Linked DNA regions of Homo sapiens: region 2 is linked to region 1. A link is a contact called in ENCODE Hi-C or POLR2A ChIA-PET data. All regions are on one chromosome and are shown on one strand. The core of a region is the stretch at or near the end of the contact, and the rest is flanking DNA. Distances in the headings are between cores, read along the strand shown. Region 1 overlaps NRXN2 (neurexin 2). Region 2 holds the start of PPP2R5B (protein phosphatase 2 regulatory subunit B'beta).

The links. Hi-C counts contacts between places; a loop is a spot of excess contacts on that map. ChIA-PET counts read pairs that join two places held with the same protein, here RNA polymerase II (POLR2A). Pooled maps may share reads with other maps.
Region 2: a pooled map shows a loop between it and region 1 (2.6-fold over the local background). The contact joins the promoter of PPP2R5B here to the enhancer-like site in region 1. A Hi-C loop is called at or near these places in 1 of 168 maps with a recorded cell type or tissue (CD4-positive, alpha-beta T cell), 1 of 37 single-sample maps with no recorded cell type and 9 of 50 pooled maps. POLR2A ChIA-PET finds 5 or more read pairs at or near these places in 2 of 52 experiments (GM12878 and activated CD4-positive, alpha-beta T cell).

What each region holds. Positions count from the first base shown.
Region 1 is chr11:64,672,575-64,680,159 of GRCh38, reverse strand. It overlaps NRXN2 (neurexin 2), which reads left to right. Exons shown (of 23, transcript NM_015080.4): 7 at 3,123-3,167. Among named protein-coding and RNA genes, the nearest start is that of NRXN2-AS1, 33 kb to the right of the region's middle. Within about 2 kb of position 4,604, at least 7 of the 41 ENCODE cell types and tissues checked have a DNase peak (open chromatin) inside an H3K27ac peak, as active enhancers do.
Region 2 is chr11:64,921,741-64,929,325 of GRCh38, reverse strand. PPP2R5B (protein phosphatase 2 regulatory subunit B'beta) reads right to left here and starts at 4,637. Exons shown (of 14, transcript NM_006244.4): 1 at 4,298-4,637; 2 at 3,393-3,855; 3 at 2,418-2,614; 4 at 1,423-1,524; 5 at 1,168-1,260; 6 at 901-1,031. The coding sequence starts at 3,591. RefSeq lists enhancers at 731-1,930, 4,879-5,048, 5,189-5,258, 4,879-5,676 and silencers at 4,339-4,448, 4,549-4,768.

The sequences.
Region 1 (7,585 bases), core at 3,355-5,854:
GCCTGGTGAATTCCTACAGTTGGTGTTTGAGTCAGAAAGACTTGGTAAAAATGACCACATGATATGATGTGTGACTTCTCCCCTCTGTGACTCTGATGCCCTTCTCATTCATCATGTGTTGTCATGCTTGTGCTCCCAGGCTCCAGGAGCTCTCTAGCTCTTTCTATGAGTGGGATAAAGCCTTTGTTGCTCATCTGTTAGTCTGAAGCCTCAGTTCTCCAGATCCTGGCCATAGGGAAGGCCTGGGCTGCTGTGTACCCCTTCCCTGTGCTGTGTCCGAGGCCACCAGGAATGGGTTCCAGTGGAAGCTGCATTCTAGTATTTCACAACAATTGCCCCCATAAACATGATCTCCATTGGACTGGGTCTGGATCCTTAATCCCTAGGTCTAGAGGGGCCCCATCTCATCTACTCCAACCCTGCTATTTTTAAGAGGTAGCCTGGATCTCTTGTCAAATTAGTGGAAGGCCCAAGGGTTAGAACTCACATCTGTTTCTTCTCAATCCTGATTCTTTTTTTTTTTGAGACAGAGTCTCGCTCTGTCACCCAGGCTGGAGTGCAGTGGTGTGATCTTGGCTCACTGCAAGCTCCGCCTCCTGGGTTCACGCCATTCTCCTGCCTCAGCCTCCCAAGTAGCTGGGACTACGGGCGCCCGCCACCACGCCTGGCTAATTTTTTGTATTTTTAGTAGAGATGGGGTTTCACCGTGTTAGCCAGGATGGTCTCAATCTCCTGACCTCATGATCCGCCTGCCTCGGCCTCCCAAAGTGCTGGGATTACAGGTGTGACCCACCACGCCTGGCCCTCAATCCTGATTCTTAATTTGCTGTTCTACTTCTTAAAAATGGAATCTTGTTCATAAAGTTGAAAACTTTTGAATCTTATTTTATTCTCCATAACCAGTTCTAACTCAAAGAGTAGTAATTGGATTTTTACCTCCAATGCCTTTTTCTTCCTGCCTTGTTCGACTAGTGCAGTGATACCAGACAACACTTACCGTTCTGGGCCTGGTTGTTTAGCTGGCCTGAAGCTAATTGTTCCTTGTTCTGACTAGTTGGCCTCTTCATTTCATGACAGTCCTACCAGCCACCAGTACTAATCCTCTTACCACACGCTATCCCCTGACTCCCATCACTGCACCTGCAATTAGACTCTTCTCTTGCTATGTAAACTGCTTCTGCATCACTAATAATTAATATTGGTTATTCAGCACTTCTTCCGGCTGCTAAATATTGAATTCTGTTATTTTTAATTATATGAGGCCCTTATTCATCATCTTACTGAATTAGTCCTGTGCCCACTGGTTATAACAGCTCTCTAACTAATGGATCTGTCCCTAGAATACCTCTCCTTCTCACAATCACACTCTCGGGGGTGCAGTTTAGTATTTAACAGGCATCAAGCAATAATGTCCCTCCATCTCTAATACTCTTAATTAAAGCTGCCTCAGTGCCTCTGACATGTCCTCCCCAAAGACAGGGGTAATTTGGAAGGTGGTTGTTGCTGCTGTCTGTGGCAATGAGAAGAGAAAATGAACTTAGAACCACATGAGAGTGGGGACACTAGAGATTGGAGTAGAAAGATTGGGCTTATAGCTTAGGGAAAAGTCAGGGATTTTAGAGGTTCCTTTTTATGGGTGTAGGGGAGTGAATTTCTGGTGCTGGCTGTGGGAAGTGGAGACTCAGGGGTTTATGGGTGTACATGAAAGGAGGCTGTGCTGCTGGGATGGCCTTACCAATTCTAGAGACTGGTAGGGGTGGTGGTGGTGGGCACTTGATTCTGGGAGGGACAGCAGCCCAGAGAGTGAGAGAATGGGGTTGGGGTGATTGAAGAGCCTGGAGAACTTTTGGGGAAAGTTCTGAAAATTCAAGGTGGACACGTGGGAGGAGTCAGCTATGGGTGGGAGATGGGGAGGAGAGGGAAGAGGGTCTGGAATAATTTGATATAATGTGTGAGCCATCTGCCAGTCCGTGGAGGGCAACATTTCCTTTTCCCTGTTCTGGTGGCGACTCACTCTCTCTTCCTTTCTTAAGGATGAGAAGAAAACAAAAACAAAAACAAAAACAGAGGAGCTGCCCCTCTCCTCAGTGACTCCCTGGATCGATTTGCGTGTTCTCCATCCCCAGGAAAAGCAGGCATCCATGACCCCTCCTATGCTCCTTGGGAACCCCTTCCTTTTGCCTCCAAATGAAATTGGCTCTCATTCTTGCCAGTCCTTTGATTCTCTAGGGGTTATGCCCACTCTTCTCCCAGCCTGATAGCCAGCTGGCCCATCACCAACTGGTTAATCCATTAACCCGGCATGGCCACTGGTCAGCCAGTTGGCCAGCACCAACTTGCTCTTTAGCCAGTTCTCTGGAAAGCCATCTGGTTGATCAGTTAGCCAACAAACCCATAAGTCCATGGCTCCAACCAATAGCCCATCCCTCCTCACAGCCCTTGTTCCCTCCCTTCCTTCCCCTCCACTCTCTAACATTTCAGCTGATAGGACTTACTAATACTGCATAATTGGGTCTGCTTCTTAATCCCCTGCCTTCCCTCTCTCACCCTCTGTTGGAAAACCCCGTTGCCGACTCTGTGTGTGTTACTAACACGCTTATAACCCAGGGGACCAAGGGATGGGCAGGGACAGGTGGGGCAAGGTATGAGTGAAAAACCGAACTAACCTTTCTGTCTCATCTGCGGAATGTCAGCCATCTTTAAGTCTTTGGTTTCTTGGTCCAGTTCTTTTGTTGTTTTCTTCTCTACTAACCAAGGTCTCTAACTGTTCCCCTTCTCTGCAGACGGCTCTTCTTCGGGGAGGGGATGGTGGGGAAGAGGAATCCAGAGGAGGGGCGGGGTAGGGATGGGGAGAAGAAAGGACTTAATTTTTCTGTGTGTTTTATTTCTCCTCCCCCCATTATAATTTAATTTTCTTTAAACAAATACTTTTGCTGAACCTAAGGTGGGAGGGTTGGAACAAACAACCAAATATATATGGATATATATTTTTTCCTCGTTCCTTGAGTTTCACAGTTGGTCATTTTATTTTTCTTTTCTTTTCATTCTGTTCTTTTGTTGTTGTGTTTGTTGTTGTTTTTTGACACCCCCCTCCTCCCCATCCCCCCATATCTCCGGTGAAGCACGCAGGGATTGGACACGCTATGGTAAACAAACTGCATTATCTGGTAGATATCACTCTAATTGTCTTACCGTTTGGTTTGCCGTGGGTTTTTTTAACTGTTCGATTCTCCCTCTTTTGTTTCCTCTCCCTGTTTGGTTTTTTGGTTGTTTTGCTCTTCCAATTGTTTTTTGCGTCCTGGACAATCTTTAGATTTTGCTTCTCTTTTAGTTTCCCTCTTTCCCTTTTCTTTCTTTTTTGGTCCAAACTGAAATACAAAAGACAAATGGAAATCGAGGAATTTGGCTTGTCCCTGCTGTAATCCCTAACTCCTGAATTCAGATTCCTGGCCAGAGAGACCTGGGGGCAGGCCCCATGTTCATCGGCTCTGGTTAGACCAGCCCCGATGCCAGGCTGCTTATTTCTATTGCTTTATTTTGTTCTTTTCCCTCCCCTCCCTTGTTTTTTCTCTTTGATTTAGTTTCTTGGTCTCCTGAAAATCCATGGAAAACACCATCCCATGACATGCTATGCTCTGCTCACTGTCAGCTCCCTGGACAGGGCCGCTCAAGTTTGAGGAGGGGTCTGGGGGTGAGACCTCCAGTGGCAGCCAGTGGGGTGGGTTCCCAGGGGTGGAGGGCATGGCCTTGGGAGATGCGGAGCTGCCTGAGATCAGTCCAGACCTCATGCAAATCATCAGTTCATAGCAGTTTGGGGGCTGCCCCATGCTGGCTGCTCTGGGAAAGGTGCCATCCCCTCCCTCACTTCTCAGCCTTGAGGGTTCCTGGTTCCATGTCCCCCACATTTTGCATGGCATGAATGGTCTTTTCCCCTGACCAGGGATAGCGTCCAGTTCCCCCAACTGCTCCGCTGCTCTGACTAACACTGTGTTTCACACTGTCTTCCTTCCCGTCACCCCCTGCCCTCTCTGCCCGCTGCCTGCCCCGCATGGCCTCTGACAGGGGCTGGTTTCCTTCCCTGTTGAGGGGAGCGAGAGGAGGAGGCCTGCAGGGGTGGGAAGGGGCAGCATTGGTTGTCCTTGTCACCGAGCTCCTCTGTTTGGGTTAGGCTCAGTCCTGGTGAGTGTTGGTGTGGGTGTCTGTGTAAATGCAGCTGGTGTGTGTTGGTGTGTGGGTGTGACTGTGTGTAAATGTTGGCGTGACATTTCGGGGTGTTAGTGGGAAGCTGTACTGTGTGTGCGAGGCTCTGCTGGTGACTCTCCACGTGTGAGCTGGTGTGAGCTGGGGGCTGCGTGACTATGTGGGTTTTTGAGCCTGGTGAGGACTCTGTGTGGAGGTGGACTGTGGAGACTGGCCCTTCAGTTGCAGTGCCATGGCAGTCAGGAACAGGGAAGGAGCTGGGGCTAGCCCTTTGCTCCTTGCCTTGCCTCAGAGTGTGTGTGCGCAGGCCCTGCTGCGTGTGATCCCCTGGGATTCCCTCGTGCCTGCCCAGTCCTGGCTCTGCAGCAGCAGCCGGTTAGTCATCGCCTATTAATAATGCAGAGTGACTGAACACCAGGCTGGGGACCCTGCAGATGGACGTGTCTGCTCCCGTGGGGCAGCTGCCTGGCCTGCCCAGCCTCCCAGGTTTGTATGGCTGGCTGGTGAGGAGGGAAGCGTGACAGTTGGGGCTCCCAATCTGAGTGTCTCTCCCACTTCCCTAGGAGGCTCTACCTCTGAGGCTACATCTGGCTTTTCCTGATACTTTTGCAGATCCATGTTTTCCTGCACCCATATAGACTAGTGCCCATGGCCAAAGCCATTCCAGCCCTCCCCAATTTAAGACCTCAGGTGGCCACTCCCAGTGGTCTTGGTGTTCCAATGGGGCATACAGTGCCAGGTTTCTTGTTCCTCCAGCTGCTGCTTCTAGGAGTTAGCTGCTACCTGCCCGGCTCAGGCCAAGCCATTGAGTACCTGTCAGGAGCTGGCCAATTGGAACTTTCTTTACGGTGCTTCACTAGATAACCAACCTGTGACTTTAGGGACAGAAGGGAGGCAAGATCAAGCCATGTGGTACACCCCAAGCCTCTGGGGAATACCATCCTAGAATTAGGACCCAGCAGACTTTCCATCTAGCCTCAATTTGGTTAAAAATTGACCACATGGGCTGAGTCTACTAAAGCTCAGTTCCCTTATCTACCAAATGGGCTAATAGTGGTAGTATACCTGCATTGCCTACTACATGGGGTCAGTGTGAAGATCAGGTAGAGTAATAGAAGTGAAAACATTTGTACTCTGTAAAGGAAATTGTAATGTTACTAAGCTTTATAAAATGTTAACTGGTTATCTCAGTGTTTCCAGGGCAGGGATGTTTTGTAAAGAAATGATTCTCTTCCCTAGCAAACCCTGGAGAACACAGCATCTCTGGCCCACTGGAGATCCTATTACCATCTCTTCTTAAGAATCAGTCCCAAAATAACTGTATGAAACCCTAGAATGCTTCAGGAATTGGGCTGGAGAAGAGGAAGAAAAATGAATGACTTGATTAAATTGGTTAAGAAGCAACAACCAGCTAGGCACCTGTAATCCCAGCTACTTGAGGCTGAGGTGGTTAAGCTGGTTAAGAAGCAAACAACCTGCTGGGCTCATGCCTGTAATCCCAGCACTTTGGGAGGCTGAAGTGGGTGGATCACCTGAGTCCAGGAGTTCAAGGCCAGCCTGGCCAACATGGTGAAAACCTGTCTCTACTAAAAATACAAAAAAATAGCTGGGTGTGGTGGTGGCCATCTGTAATCCCAGCTACTCGGGAGGCTAAGGCAGGAGGATTGCTTGAACCTGGGAAGCGGAGGTTGCAGTGAGCTGAGATTACGCCTCTGCACTCCAGCCTGGGCAACAAGAGTGAAACTCCATCTCCAAACAAAACAAAACAAACAAAAAAAGGAAGAAGCCAACAACCAGCTATGCACCAGTAATTTCAGCTACTCAAGGCTGAGATGGGAAGAGTGCATGAGCCCAGGAGTTCAAGACTAGCCTGGGTGACATGGCAAGACCTCCCCACCGCCTGCTTTTTTTTTTTTTTTTTGGAGACAGAGTCTTGCTGTGTTGCCTAGGCTGGAGTGAAGTGGCGCGATCTCGGCTCACTGCAACCTCTGCCTCCAGGGTTAAAGCAATTCTTATGCCTCAGCCTCCTGAGTAGCTTAGACTACAGGTGCATGCCACCACTCCTGGCTAATTTTTTGTATTTTAGTAGAGACAGGGTTTCACCGTGTTGCCAGGCTGGTCTCGAACTGCTGAGCTCAGGCATTCCACCCACCTTGGCTTCCCAAAGTGTTAGGATTACAGGCATGAGCCATCGTGCCCCAGCAAGGCACCATCTCTAAAACAAACAAACAAACAAACACCCTATCTCTAAAACAAACACACACACACACAAACAAAACAAAAAAAAGTAAACAATACTGTCTTGTTTCAGTCCTGGAAAGGAAAGTATCTGCTAAATTCTGAGTCTCTAAAGTCTGCACTTTCCTGCATGAGCAATACTGACTGATAAACAGACCTGGTTGCCTTTTGGTGGCCTCATAGACCTTCATAAATCTGTACTAGGAATCAGCTCTTTCAGCCAAGACCAGAGTCAGAGGCCTTGTAACAGGGTTCAATGTGTTCTGATTCCCAAGGCATCCCCCAGACAGGTTTTGGTTAGTTTCCAATTTATTTTTACTAACTCATTTATATGGACTATTTTCATGTTGTTTGAGCACTTCTTCTTGGGGGAGAGGGTGGATATAAAGCAAAAAGGCCAACCTTGAGAAGGTTGAGAAGTTCGGATTAGGTGTGATCAGGCTGATGGAGTTTGCTTGTACAAATAATGATAGTTCTTTGTACACACACTGGGACTCTTTGAATAGCTTTCCCCTTTTGAATATCATTTAAACTTGAATGCCTGGACTGCAAGTAGCAGGCAGAGATTGTTTCCAGTTAACAGATGGGGAAAGCTGAAGCCCAGAGAAAGCACCTTGCCTAGGGTCAGATAGCCAGATATCGAGGAGTTTCACTTCAGTTTTCTCATTTGGTGCTCAGAGTAAGCCTGGAAGAAATGGGAGCGACAGTTGTTAAACTCCTGTCACAGATGAGAGTCAGAGGTAAAATGGGATTGTTCTGGAAAAGGATAAAGGCTGAATGAGAGCCCAGGATTTCTGACCTCTTTCCTCTCTATTCCCAAACTATCAAATCCAGACCTCAGGATTCATGACAGGGCTGTGCCTGCTGGTTCAGTCCATCTTCATGGTGTGTCTTTCCAACCCGAGTCTCTGGTTAGCTTCTGCCCTCTCATTGAACAGGTAGCTAACCCAAACCCTTAGCAGGACTTGCAGTACCTTACTCAGCCTGGAGACCCTTTCTTCCTCTTTGTCTTTGTCCCTTATTTCCACCCACTCAATCCTAAGGGGATGCCAGGACCTTTCCCCTAGACTAGTTGCTCTTAACCACCTTTGGCTCATGGATACCTTTGAGAATTTGATGACAGCAATGGACTCTCACAGGAAAAAAA
Region 2 (7,585 bases), core at 3,388-5,887, 250 kb before region 1:
AACTACAAGGCCACGTGAGCCTTGATGCCCAGTGGGTGCTGGTGCTCAGTGCATGTTTGCAGAAAGAATCTCTCTCTGGGTCCTTATGGCCTGGCATGATAAGGGTCAAATGATTTAGCTCCTAGGCCCCTGGACTGACCCAGTCCCTGCAAACCATTTCATCTCTCTTGGCCTCTACTTTCTCATCTGTAAAATGGAAATAAATACCCATTCTCTGTCAACTTCACAGGCTTTGTATAATCAATATGTAATACGTTACTGAGAAAGGGCTTGGAAAACAGAAGTTCTACAAGGGCCCCTGCAGCCCAGGAGCCTTTGCTGCAGTCTTCTTTTTTTTTGTTTTCTTTTCTTTTTTTTTTTGAGACACAGTCTCCCCGTTGCCCAGGCTGGAGTGCAGTGGCATGATCTCGGCTCACTGTAAACTCCACCTCCTGGGTTCATCCGTCTCGCTCTGTCGCCCAGGCCGGACTGCGGACTGCAGTGGCGCAGTCTCGGCTCACTGCAAGCTCCGCTTCCCGGGTTCACGCCATTCTCCTGCCTCAGCCTCCCGAGTAGCTGGGACTACAGGCGCCCGCCACCGCGCCCGGCTAATTTTTTGTATTTTTAGTAGAGACGGGGTTTCACCTGGGTTCAAGTAATTCTTGTCTCAGCGTCCCAAGTAGCTGGAATTACAGGTGCCCACCACCATGCCTGGCTAATGTTTGTATTTTTATTAGAGACGGGGTTTCACCATGTTGGCCAGGTTGGTCTCAAACTCCTCACCTTAGGTGATCCACCCACCTCGGCCTCCCAAAGTGCTGGGATTACAGGTGTGAGCCACCGCACATGGCCTTTGCCGCAGTCTTCTAACAGCCCTCTCACCCTCCCCAGGTCTCTGCTGGGCAGGCAGCAGCCACTCACCGGAGGAAGATGTGGTTGCACTGTTTGCGGATGTAGGCCCGGAGACCCAGGAACTTGCCATAGACCCGGTGCAGGATGGTCTTGAGGTACTCACGCTCCCGGGGATCCTCACTATCAAATAGCTCCAGGAGCTGTGGGAACCAGAGTCAGGGTCAGGGTCAGGGTCAGGGGAAAGGTCCACCCCAGGTTGCTTCCATCCTATCCCTGGCCCCTCAGAGAGCCTGCCCCTGCCTTGTGGTACCACCCAGCCTGGGCTCCCCACTTCACCATCAGGACAAACTTTTGATCCACATATCTCTTGGCCACGGAGGGCTGGAAGTCTGGGCTCTCCAAGAAACGCAGGAAAAACTCATATACCAGCTGGGGGAGGGGGACAGACAAAAAGGTGAGTTCAGTAACAGCCTCACCCACTCATTCCACCCTATGGCCCTCATCCAACTGTCTAGGGGCTAAGGAGGCCCTCTCCCCATGCCTTGGATCTCTTCTGAAACTTGGATCTCTGTCTTCCCCAACCCTTCAGACCTGCAGGTGTGGCCACGAAGGCTCAAGATTGGGCTCATCCTCTTCAGGGTCAAATTCAGGGTTCTCACTGGGCGGCAGAGTCCGGAAGATATTCACTGAGATCTGAGTGGCAGAGTTGGGGTTCATTAAGGAAAAGCCCTTGAAGACAGAAGCCAGGGAGTCTCTCATTCAAAGCTTTTTTTTTTTTTTTCTTTCCCAAGACAGGGTCTCGCTCTGTTGCCCAAGCTGGAGCGCAGTGGTACAATCTCGACTCACTGCAACCTCAACCTCCCAGGCAGGCTCAAGCGATCCTCCCACCTCAGCCTTCTGAGTAGCTGGACTACAGTAGCACACCACTATGCCCGGCAAATTTTTAAATTTTTGTAGTGATGCGGTCTCACTGTCAGGCTGGTCTTGAACCCCTTGCCTCAAGTGATCCTCTCGCCTTGGCCCAAAGTGCTGGGATTACAGATGAGAGCTGCTGCTCCCGGCCCTCATTCAAAGTTCTAATGGGTTGATTTCAGCATCTGCCCCAGCAAGCAGTTCATTCCTTGGGCAATCATCACCTGAACGCCTAGTTCGTGCAAGCCCTGGGCCAGGGGCTGGGAACCCAGGGGTGAATGGGACACATCCCTGCCTTCTAGGCAGGTGCAATCCAGTGGGGAGAACAAGGCTAGAAGCTGTGAGGTCTACGGGCAGGAAAAGGGAGATTTCCAGCTTGGTTATTGACAGCGGCTTCTTGGCAGAGGCGGCACCTGAGCCAGGCCATGGATGGTATGGGGTGTGGGGCAGGGCACTCCAGGTCTCAGGCAAGCATAAGCAAAGGTGTGGACGTGGGGCAGGCCCGGAGGCATTCAGTGGGTGTTGGGCAGCAGCAGGTCGGGGGGAAGGAAGACGTGGACTGAGGCCAAGCCGATGAGTACAGGGTTATTCTCCACGCAGGGGTCCTGCGGACAGGAAACGGGGCTCACACGCCCTCTCGGCCGGCCCTCGGAGCCTGGGTGGCAGGTGCTCACCATGCGGATGATGTCTGGGTAGACGGGCTCGATGAGGACACCCCGGGTGCTCCCCACACACTCCACCAGCTCGTTGAGGGCTGCCCGCTTCACCTCCTTCCCCTTGAGGTCGGCCACACAGTCCAAGAAGTCAAACATCACCCCACACTGGGCCAGCTTCCGGCTCAGCAGCTCGTGCAGCTCGGAAGCCGGCACATCTGGGGAGGAGAGGGCATCCTGGGCCTGGGCCCCAGCTCCCCCAGCTGCCCCAGCTGTGGGTGGGGCAGACCCTCCTAATCTCCACGGCTGCCTCTGCTGCCCCCAGGCCCCATGCTCTTGTGCCATCTCCTGCTCCTTGCAGACAGCAAACAACTACTGTCCCTTCCTCCATTCCTGGGGGTTGAGGGTTGCTTTTCTTCCTCCTAATCCAGGCTCAGAGAGTATGATGGCCTGAGTTTTAAAGCAAGATCACAAATCCTGGATGCAGCAGCTTTCCACAGGTGCCCCAAACAGCTGCTGCCTCCCTCTCAGGTGGCACCCTGTTCTAAGGGCCAGAAATGGGGAGGGGTTCAGGGCCAAGGATCTCTACGGTGTCCTCAGGCTTGGCCAGTCTGGCCCTATGGCCCAAGGCTGGGGAAGGGACCTATGTGGTGATCCCAGGGAACCCTGCCAAGCGCCTGCTCCAGGGATCTGGCAGCTGGCTGGGCTGATAGTGGCCCCCTGGAACCCAGGCTATGGGCCCCACCCTTGGCCTTGGTCTGCCCCTAGGGTGGCACCACCTTCGGATGTCCCACCTCTAAGGATGACAGGCCAGTCAGGCCATGTGTCAGCAGAGAGGGCTGGAGGGCTGGGGTCAGTTCTGATGGCGGAGAACCTAGCCTGGAGGGGTATCCAAACTCTCTCTCTTGGCAGCTGCCCGCTGCCTCCCACCCCTCCCCATGGCCCTGCTGGTCCCCTCGGGGGTTCGGTTCCCCCAGTGGCCAGCAGCCAGCTCACCTTTGAGCAGGGGCAGCGGTGTGAGCTCTTGCTGGTTGCTCTGATAGCGGAACTGAGAGGAGCTGTGGGAGCGGCGGGGCCGGGCTCTGCGGAGGGAACGGCGGGAGAAGCCGTCCACCTTGTCGGGTGGGGGCACAGGCGACAGCCCGGGGGAGGAGGGGCTAGTGGGGGTGCTTGCAGGGGGCAGCTTCGTCTCCATGGCGGTCAGGCGGCAGGGCAAGCTTTCAGAGCCCCGGGGGTTCTCTCTGGGCCTGGGAGGTGCTGGGTGAGACTGGACAGACTAACTTGGTCCCATCCTGTCCGGCCTTTGGGGGGGGGGCACAACCACAGTCCTGGGCCCCCCCCCAGGGCCTCCTGCAACTGCCCAGTCCTGGGGGGCAGACAGGGTAGAAAGGAGGATGGCTCAGGCCTCAGATCCTTCCTGGGGGTCCCGAAGAGTCCAGTTAGGGTTCCCACCCTGGCTCTTTTGAAAACGAAGTCAGGCAGAAAGATCAGCAAGAAAGAGACAGAGAAAGCCCATCAGTTCCTCAGGAGAGCCGGGAGGCTGCGTGGAGTGCCCAGGTCTTTTCCCTCCTATCCTTGCCCAGACCCTAAAATAGGGGTGCAGCCCCCTCCCATCCTGGACATGTCCCTCCCTTCTCTCAGACAGAAAGCCTCCAAAACAACCCCTCCCAGAATAGGGCCTATCCCCCAAGCCAGCCCCGACTCAGAATGGAGCCCCGATCGTCATCCCTGCCCCTTTCAGAATGGAACGCATCGCTGCTCCACTAATCCCGGCCACTTGGGACAACCCCAAGACTGGAGGTGCTGTCCCGATGCCACCCCGCTCCTAGAACCTGGCACCCTCCCCCACCTCAGCTCCTCCTTCCTGGCCCCCCAAACCTCATGGGGTGGGGGACACTCACTTCTCGAAAACCTAGACTTCGGTCGCCAACCCCCGGGGGCTGCCCGTAGGGAGGGCGACGGCCGTTCAGGGCCCCTTCGCAGCGGTTCCGCTCGGGGCGCTGGGGCTGGGCGGCGGCGCTCCTGGGTTCTCTCCCGGGCTCCGGGGGGGCGGCTAGAGCATGCCCCCAACTCAGCCCCGGGCCGGGACTGGGCGCTCGGCGGGCTCTGCACCGGCCGTCGCAGCGCGCGGATCTCCGCTGAAGTCCTGGGACTCCGACCCAACGCGGTGCAGCGCAACGGGAGCCCCGGCTCGGCTCCGTGCGCACCGGCACCCGCCGCCCAGCTGCTCAGGATGACATCAAGTCACCTCCCCCCACCCGGCCCGCACCTCCCCGCGGGCTGAAAGGGGGGGCTGCGTCAGGAAGGCCCGGGGCCGCTGGGAGATGTAGTCCCCGCGCCGTTTAAAGTGAGCTGCCAGACCAAAGGGGACACCCCTGAGGGCAGACTCGGGGGTGAAGGCCGAAGCTTTTGAAGCCAGAGAGCAGAGTGGGATGGGCTCTAGCCGGGGGCGGGAAGCCTGGATTCTAGAAGGGAGGCTGCATAGGGAAAGAGGAGGGCTTAGGAGTTTGCACCAGGAAAGTAGGGTGATGCCAGGACACTGACAGGAAGGAGTCGCAGCAAGCTACGCTAGGCCCACAGATTTGGCCTGGGCCTTCTATGCCCTAGGCCATCCCCCCAGGAACCTCACCCTTACCCCAGAACCACCAGACACTTCAGAAACCCCTTGGAAACCAGCACTGGACTAGTTAAAAGTCTGCGATGAGTCAGTGCTTGCTGGGAGGGGTGTGGTGCACCCAAGCCTGCTGGGAGATGCAGTCCATCCTCAGGCCTGCAGTCCCCCTCCCGTCCCTTGCTGTCTATGGTGACATCATGGTCTCCAGTTTAAAGGGCCAGTCTTGGAGTGGCAAAGCCCGAGAGGAGGAGGTTTTCTCCTTGAGCTGCCACCTCATCCCAGGCAGCCTGGCCTTCCCGGATGGACCTTTCAGCCCCCCTGGACCCTAAGATGTGCTGGGTGGGTCAGTGTCTCTTGCTCAAAATCCTGCTGCTGGCATGCAAGGCACAGGTGGGAGTCCAGGAGTTTGGCATGCTAACCAAAAGTTCCCAGCCTGCAGTCCTGGGCCCCCGTCCTAGGATCCTGGACCCCAACACTCTTTATAGCCCTGAACTCCATCCCGCTACACTGCTGTGAAATCTCCACCCTGAAATGTTGCCTGGATGAGCAGCTGGTCCATGGTGAGCAGTAGGAAAGGGTGATGAGACCAGATAATGAGGTCGGGGAGGGGACTAGGGGCCTTTTCAGAGTCTGCCCCATCTTGCTTTGGGTCTTGGTGACCACTCAGTGCTCCAGCGGAACCACCCAGCCATCCTCCCGGTTGCAGAGGAAGCCTGGGTGCGCAAGAGGTGTCCGCCTACCAAAGCAACAGAAGGCAGAGGCCTGCACCGAGGGCCGCAGTTCACCAGGCTGGGGTCCAGGACTCCGGCACTGGAGACCCAGCAAGTGCTCTGCTTGCTCAGGAACCTCCGGCAGGCCTTGCCCATCCGGCCCTTGGTGTCCCTGTCTGTCCAATGGGAATCCATGATCTCCCTCCTTGCCCACCTCCCAGGCTCTTCTGCATCCCTGAACAAGCTGAGGGAGGGCAGGCCCACAGAGCCTCTGCAGCCAGGCAAGGACCCCAAGGCCTAGAGAGGAGAAGCGCCTTGCCCAGTGTCACACAGCGTGTCATCAAAAGTTGGGGCCAGGGGCCAGGCTTCCACCTCCCAGCTGGCTACAGCCCATCTCCACAAGCCCCCTGGGTACCAGTGCCCTGGTCTCAAGGCTAGACTGACCACAGAGGACTGGTGTTTTATATAAAGGAAGTGCTAAGGCCAGGTGTGATGGCTCATACCTGTAATCTCAATACTTTGGGAGGCTGAGGTGGGAAGATCACATAAGCCCAGGAGTTAGAGGCTGCAGTAAGCTGTGATTGTGCTGTCGCATTCCAGCCTGGGTGACAGAGACCCTGTCTCAAAAACAAAACAAAAAACAGAGATGTTCCATTTGAGAAATGGGGCACTGAAGAGTAGAGGAGAGGGATAAGACTCTTGGAAGAAAAAAAAAACTTTTTTTTTTTTTTGAGATGGAGTCTCGCTCTGTTGCCCAGGCTGGAGTGCAGTGGCACAAACTCGGCTCACTGCAAGCTCCGCCTCCTGGGTTCACACCATTCTCCTGCCTCAGCCTCCCGAATAGCTGGGACTTCAGGCGCCCACCACCAAGCCCAGCTAGTTTTTTTGTATTTTTAGTAGAGACGGGGTTTCACCGTGTTAGCCAGGATGGTCTCGATCTCCTGACCTCGTGATCCGCCCACCTCGGCCTCCCAAAGTGCTGGGATTACAGGCGTGAGCCACTGTGCCCGGCTGAAAAAAAAGACTTCTGAAGTGGTGGCATTTGAACTGGGTCTCAAAATAGGCACAGTGTCACTTGGAGGATGCAAGATTGAACATTTTTTGTTTGTTTGTTTTTTGAGACAGAGTCTCACTCTGTCACCCAGGCTTGAGTGCAGTGGCACCATCTCAGCTCACTGCTGCAACCTCCACCTCCCAGGCCCAAGCAATCCTCCTGCCTCAGCCTCCCAAGTAGCTGGAACCACAGATGCACGCCATCATGCCAGGCTAATTTTTGTTTTTTTTGGTAGAGACAGGGTTTCGCCATGTTGCGCAGGCTGGTCTCAAACTCCTGAGCTCAAGCGATCCATTCGCCTCAGCCTCCTAAATGCTGGGATTACAGGAGTGAGCCATTGCACCCGGCTTTATTTTATTTTTTTATTTTTTTTTTGCAGTGGCGCGATCCTGGCTCACTGCAACCTCTGCCTCCTGGGCTCAAGCAATCCTCCCACCTCAGCCTCAGTCCCGAGTAACTGGGACCTCAGGCGCATGCCACCACTCCTGGCTAATTTTTTGTATTCTTTGTAGAGACAGGGTTTTGCTATGTTGCCCAGACTGGTCTCTAACTCAAGTGATCCTCTCGCCTTGGCCTCCCAAAGTGCTGGGACTACAGGTGTGAGCCACCATGTGTGGCTTTTACCACAATTTAAACGAAATGCATCACGTTGTGTTATATGCAACGAAAGATGTATGTTCAAAACAAAAAAAAGTCACCAATTTCAGTTGTACAATCCAACAGTATTGTATTTATAGATGAAGTTCCATGTATTTATAGATGAAGTTTGCTTTTTCAGGTGTGTTCCAGATCCCCCTGTTCTCCTGGCTGC